Regions from separate parts of the Homo sapiens genome. Here region 2 is linked to region 1. Evidence: chromatin contacts called from ENCODE Hi-C or POLR2A ChIA-PET data. All regions are on one chromosome and are shown on one strand. The core of a region is the stretch at or near the end of the contact, and the rest is flanking DNA. Distances in the headings are between cores, read along the strand shown.

Evidence for each region. A loop is a pair of places that touch in the nucleus more often than their neighbours do. ChIA-PET counts read pairs that join two places held with the same protein, here RNA polymerase II (POLR2A). Pooled maps may share reads with other maps.
Region 2: a map with no recorded cell type shows a loop between it and region 1 (2.3-fold over the local background). The contact joins the promoter of LINC00987 here to the enhancer-like site in region 1. A Hi-C loop is called at or near these places in 1 of 37 single-sample maps with no recorded cell type and 8 of 50 pooled maps. POLR2A ChIA-PET finds 5 or more read pairs at or near these places in 1 of 52 experiments (activated CD4-positive, alpha-beta memory T cell).

Annotation. Positions count from the first base shown.
Region 1 is chr12:8,643,189-8,646,161 of GRCh38, reverse strand. MFAP5 (microfibril associated protein 5) reads left to right here. Exons shown (of 10, transcript NM_003480.4): 10 at 1-219. Among named protein-coding and RNA genes, the nearest start is that of MFAP5, 18 kb to the left of the region's middle. RefSeq lists enhancers at 1,220-1,279, 921-1,443. Within about 2 kb of position 1,586, at least 6 of the 41 ENCODE cell types and tissues checked have a DNase peak (open chromatin) inside an H3K27ac peak, as active enhancers do.
Region 2 is chr12:9,238,557-9,241,529 of GRCh38, reverse strand. LINC00987 (long intergenic non-protein coding RNA 987) reads right to left here and starts at 1,457. Exons shown (of 7, transcript NR_137434.2): 1 at 991-1,457; 2 at 71-412. It overlaps MIR1244-3 (microRNA 1244-3), which reads left to right and starts at 1,979; the gene lies at 1,979-2,063. It also overlaps the pseudogene A2MP1 and the pseudogene PTMAP4. RefSeq lists an enhancer at 1-1,123.

The DNA.
Region 1 (2,973 bases), core at 337-2,836:
TTAAATGCATATTTTAGCCACTTTAGAGAAACCTCATAGGCACAGAGTTTCCAAGATTAATTTTAAGAATATCTTCACGAACTTGACCCTCCTACTCCACATTGCAACATTTCCATCAGACAGCATTTCAATTCCAGTATTATGTATATTGCAAATTAAACATTTTAAAATATTTTTTTCCAATTTATTTCTCAAAATAAAATGTCTTTTGTTCTGGTTCTTTTTCTCTTCTATGTTTACGAAAAAGGCCTGAATTTATGAACTTTTATTCCACTTTAAAAAATGTGTATCAGCCGGGCGTGGTGGCTCACGCCTGTAATCCCAGCACTTTTGGAGGCTGAGGTGGGCGGATCACCTGAGGTCAGGAGTTTGAGACCAGCCTGGCCAACATGATAAAACCCTGTCTCTAAGAAAGATACAAAAAAATTACCCAGGCATGGTGGCGGGTGCCTGTAATCCCAGCTACTCGGGAGGCTGAGGCAAGAGAATCGCTTGAATCAGGGAGGTGGAGGTTGCAATGAGCCAAGATCATGCCACTGCACTCCAGCCTGGGCAACAACAGTGAAATTCCGTCTCAAAAAATAAAAGAAGATTCAGAAGAAAGTTTTTACTCATTAAGGTGTTAATATATTTTTTTTCCTGGTGAGCCCAAATGACAACCTTGCTAAGCAATGGCTTTCAATGAAAAGCCATTTTTTAAACCAAAATAATGGATCTTTAATGTTAGAATTAAAGAATTTGGTAAAAATATCAGTAGATATTGAATGCCCTCCTGGTATCCTGAATAGATAGCAGCCTCATCTACCTATTCATAAAGATTCACTTTTATTTTCCCTTCTCTAATTGAGTTGATTCTACTCTGAGGCTTTTTCCATATTCCATGCTTACGATTCAAGAAAATTCTACTTTCTCCTCAAATGAACACATTCTGGAAATTTGAGTGTGTCTTCTACTCACTAAATACAGTTCTATGCACACTCAGTATTGTTTTGACTCATGGCAGAGAGTGCAAACCGCAGCTGGTTTCCCAATTTCTGAGTCTTACTTTGATGACATATACAGCAGTATATGTTGCTAGACACAAGCTCCTCCCTTCTCTGCTTCAGGGTACTTGTGGCCAAAGTTAGATGTTTAACTAACCACTTTACACCTGGTGAGAAGGCACAAACAACCTCTAAGATCCCTCTTCCTTTTGTACTGAAGCAGCTGTAACACAATGAAGAAGGAAAACAATCCTAAAAGAAGTGGGAACAAAGATGGCACCAGACCAGGGGATAGCCAGATGAGAGAGTGACAACAGGCTGACACCAGGGTTGGGGAGCCAGGAAGCTAAAAGATGGAAACTGTCAAATTCCAAATTCAAAGGGAATTTGAGAAGTGGGGAAGGGGTCCTGGGGGATCTGGAAACTTAGGGTAAAACAGAAAGACATCAGGAGCACAGTGGAGGAGAGGCAGGACTGTCCTTGTAGCTTTGTCAGCTCAGGGAGGCCTTACTTAATAAAGCAATACTCTGATAAAAACGGAAGCCCTTGTATCTTTGAGCATTTTCACCAACCAAACATCAGGGAAAGTGACTTGTTAAGACTGCGGTAAGGAGAGGAACAGGTGGCCACAGTTTTGTTTTCTTTCTTTCTTTCTTTCTTTCTTTTTTTCTCTAAAAACCAGTCAAGCAGACCCAGAAGCAGCAGTCAGACGACAAATTCTGGGCAGAACCCAAGATGGAAAAAGCAAATGTTTATATAAATAGAGGTGCAGAGCCCACAGCTTCCTGTTGACAAATCGAACTTCACTTTACCTCAAACCCTCATTTTTTTTTAATAGCTGATAATGATTTGGTGTTATTTTTCAACTTGTCCAATCACTTAGAGTAAGGTTCTAGTTTATTCCTAACCCTTGGGTCTTGCAGTTCTTTTCTCTACCTCTGGTATTTTTCCCTTTCCTCTCCCTTTTCCTTTCTCCTGGGTACTTACCTGGCTATACATCTGTACTGTGTAGCTTTATGGAGTGTTTGGTTAAATTTATGTAACAATCCATAGGTATTCAAGATGATCTCATAAATTTGTGGGAGATCCACCTTGTCTTCCCTCCTCCACCAGACAAACAAACAAACAAAAACCCCAAACCAAACCAGAATAGATAAGTTTTGAGCAAGTATAAGGAAATTCATTTTATGGAAAATAATCTGTATTATATTGAAGAGATTGATGGGTGTTAAGGTATCAACTGCATCACTGTATACCATTTCCTAATATGTGGTTCTGTCCCAAATGATCAAAAACAAGGAGTTATAATGAAGGGTAATGAGAATTGTACAAAGAAACATTTCTTCCATTTGTATAAACCTCTATAAATCCATCTATTCTTGAAAATGGATGAGATTTTAGGGGAATGGGGAATGAAGTAGTAGTAACACAAATAAGCAGGCCAGGCGCGGTGGCTCACACCTGTAATCCCAGCACTTTGGGAAGGTGAGGCAGGCAGATCACCTGAGGTCAGAAGTTTGAAACCAGCCTGGCCAACATGGCGAAACCCCATCTCTACTAGAAACACAAAAATCAGCCGGACGTAGTAGCAGTAATTTCTCTCTTGTCATGTAGAAACTAAAAAAAATTATTACATCATTGATATATGGGATGTCTAGATCCCCAAATCAACATGGTTCTAGGTACAATAAAAGTGACACTTGGCCGGGCGCGGTGGCTCACGCTTGTAATCCCAGCACTTTGGGAGGCCGAGGCGGGTGGATCACGAGGTCAGGAGATCGAGACCACGGTGAAACCCCGTCTCTACTAAAATTAAAAAAAAATTAGCCCGGCGTGGTGGCGGGCGCCTGTAGTCCCAGCTACTCGGAGAGGCTGAGGCAGGAGAACGGCGTGAACCCGGGAGGCGGAGCTTGCAGTGAGCCGAGATGGCGCCACTGCATCCAGCCTGGGTGACAGAGCGAGACTCCGTCTCAAAAAAAAAAAAAAAAAA
Region 2 (2,973 bases), core at 208-2,707, 600 kb before region 1:
AGAGCTGACCATATTTGCACAGCTTCTCAGCGCCTCTGGACTCATGGACATTGTCCCTCAGTCCATTTACCTGATGCACAGAGCATCTTTTGCAGTATTCATGCTGTTCTGCATCCCTTCATAAACTTGTGGTTGGGTGTGGGGGACAGGTCGTTGTGCAGCTGGAGGTCTCTTCCGCTTTCCTGGCTGTTCCAACAGAGAAGAATGAAGAATCTCACTGTGTCTGTAGAAATGGGCGGAAAACCGTGTCCTGGGTTGTGACTCCGAAGTCACTGGGTGAGTAGTAATGCTATTAGCAAATTCCACTTCGTGTGCTTGGATGATTTGTTTTCTGCACTGACCCCAATACACACTTTTTCTCCTCCTTTAATATTAATCAAGAGGAAGACAACCACTGGATACACTGGGGAAACTGGAAAAGAAGAAACTGTTCAATATAGAATCACCGTTTAACTCTTAAGAACTTTATTCCCCAGGAAAGGTGAATTTCACAGCCACTGCGGAAGCCATGCATTCTCAGGAAGTGTGTGACAATGAGTTGACTGACGTCCCACCACTTGCGCAGAAGGACACTGTAGTCAAGGCCTTACTAGTTGAGGTACGTAAGTCTACTCTCTGTGAGTCTCAGAGCCCTTATTATTTCATACAGTATTATCTAACATGCATCTCACAGTGACATTTAATTCCCAAGAATGTGGATAGATCTACAATCCAATTTTTCACCACCATTTTCTCCTTTGCTTTCAAGTGTTTAATTTTTCTTTTATACATTCAGTATCGCTTTACTTTTTTTTTTTTTTTTTGTCAATATAAAGCCTGAAGGAATAGCAAAGGAGGAAACTTTCAACACGCTGCCCTGTGCATCAGGTAAGTGTAATATATAGAGAAAAATTTCATGTTAAGTGACTTGCCAGAGTATGCAGTTGTGGAATGTCTTTTGGGGGCATGCTTTTCTCTGAGAGAGAGAGAGAAAAAAAAAACAACTCTTACCCTCCTCCAAATCTAAGGACATTTGATGAAAAACATTGTCCTGCCCCACTGGCTGCTCTGAAAAGCCGTCTTTGCATTGTGCGTCGTCAGCCTCCTTGCTCGCCGCAGCCGCCTCCGCCGCCGCGGACTCCGGCAGCTTTATCGCCAGAGTCCCTGAACTGTCGCTTTCTTTTTTATCCCCTGCATCGCGTCACCGGCGTGCCCCACCATGTCAGACGCAGCCGTAGACACCAGCTCCGAAATCACCACCGAGGACTTAAAGGAGAAGAAGGAAGTTGTGGAAGAGGCGGAAAATGGAAGAGACGCCCCTGCTCACGGGAATGCTAATGAGGAAAATGGGGAGCCGGAGGCTGACAACGAGGTAGATGAAGAAGAGGAAGAAGGTGGGGAGGAAGAAGGTGATGGTGAGGAAGAGGATGGAGATGAAGATGAGGGAGCTGAGTCAGCTACGGGCAAGCGGGCAGCTGAAGATGATGAGGATAACGATGTCGATACCCAGAAGCAGAAGACCGACGAGGATGACCAGACGGCAAAAAAGGAAAAGTTAAACTAAAAAAAAAAGGCCGCCGTGACCTATTCACCCTCCACTTCCCGTCTCAGAATCTAAACGTGGTCACCTTCGAGTAGAGGGGCCCGCCCGCCCACCGTGGGCAGTGCCACCCGCAGATGACACGCGCTCTCCACCACCCAACCCAAACCATGAGAATTTGCAACAGGGGAGGGAAAAAGAACCAAAACTTCCAAGGCCCTGCTTTTTTTTTTTCTTAAAAGTAGTTTAAAAAGGAAACTTGTATTTTTTATTTACATTTTATATTTTTGTACATATTGTTAGGGTCGGCCATTTTTAATGATCTCGGATGACCAAACCAGCCTTCGGAGCGTTCTCTGTCCTACTTCTCACTTTACTTGTGGTGTGGCCATGTTCATTATAATCTCAAAGGAGAAAAAAAAAACTTGTAAAAAATGCAAAAATGACAACAGAAAAACCATCTTATTCCGAGCATTCCAGTAACTTTTTTGTGTATGTACTTAGCTGTACTATAAGTAGTTGGTTTGTATGAGATGGTTAAAAAGGCCAAAGATAAAAGGTTTCTTTTTTTTCCTTTTTTGTCTATGAAGTTGCTGTTTATTTTTATTTTTTGGCCTGTTTGATGTATGTGTGAAACAATGTTGTCCAACAATAAACAGGAATTTTATTTTGCTGAGTTGTTCTAGCAAAAAAAAAAAGAAAAAAAAAAGAAAAACATTGTTCTGATGAAAATCACTTGGAATGAGCCTCTTAGGGAAATAAATAGAAAGTACTTTTTAGGATAAATTATTATTATTGTATTTTAAGAATAAAGAAATGGGCATAGAGAAATAAAAGACTTGCTTAAAAGCTTAAAAGCTCTTGCCTAATAATAAGGTCTAAGGCTGTTGACCTCAGGACAGGATTCTTTCTGATACCTCTGTGTTTCTCAAATGTCTTCCTAAACCATGTTCAAAATATTGAAATATCTGTGTGACACTAGTATGATTTACTGTTCAATTGACAGTTTAAATGCACTCATGTTTTTACTTAAACAAGTTATTTTAAGAGGAACTCCAGGTTACTAACTTGTATAGAAAACCAGTATTTTACCAATATCATTAATATAGCAATACAAAAATTACCACTATATTGAAAGAGAAGGGGAAAAGCTAACACTTTTTTAAGTTTATTTAAATTATCATTAAAAACCCAACTCTGTGCCACCTATAATCATCTTGACGATAATGCTCAGTCTGCAGATCTCTCTTCTCTATACGAGGATCCCTTGATAAAATCATCTAGTCAATGGCTTTAATAACAACTATGTACTTGTGTCCAAAACTGTACAACTTTGATCCACACCTTTTTCCTGAACTCAAACTCATGTATTCAACTGCCCACTCTCCACTTACAGGCTTGTAGGTCTCATAGGCATATCAAAATCAGCAAGTTTAAGACTGAGTATCTGCTCG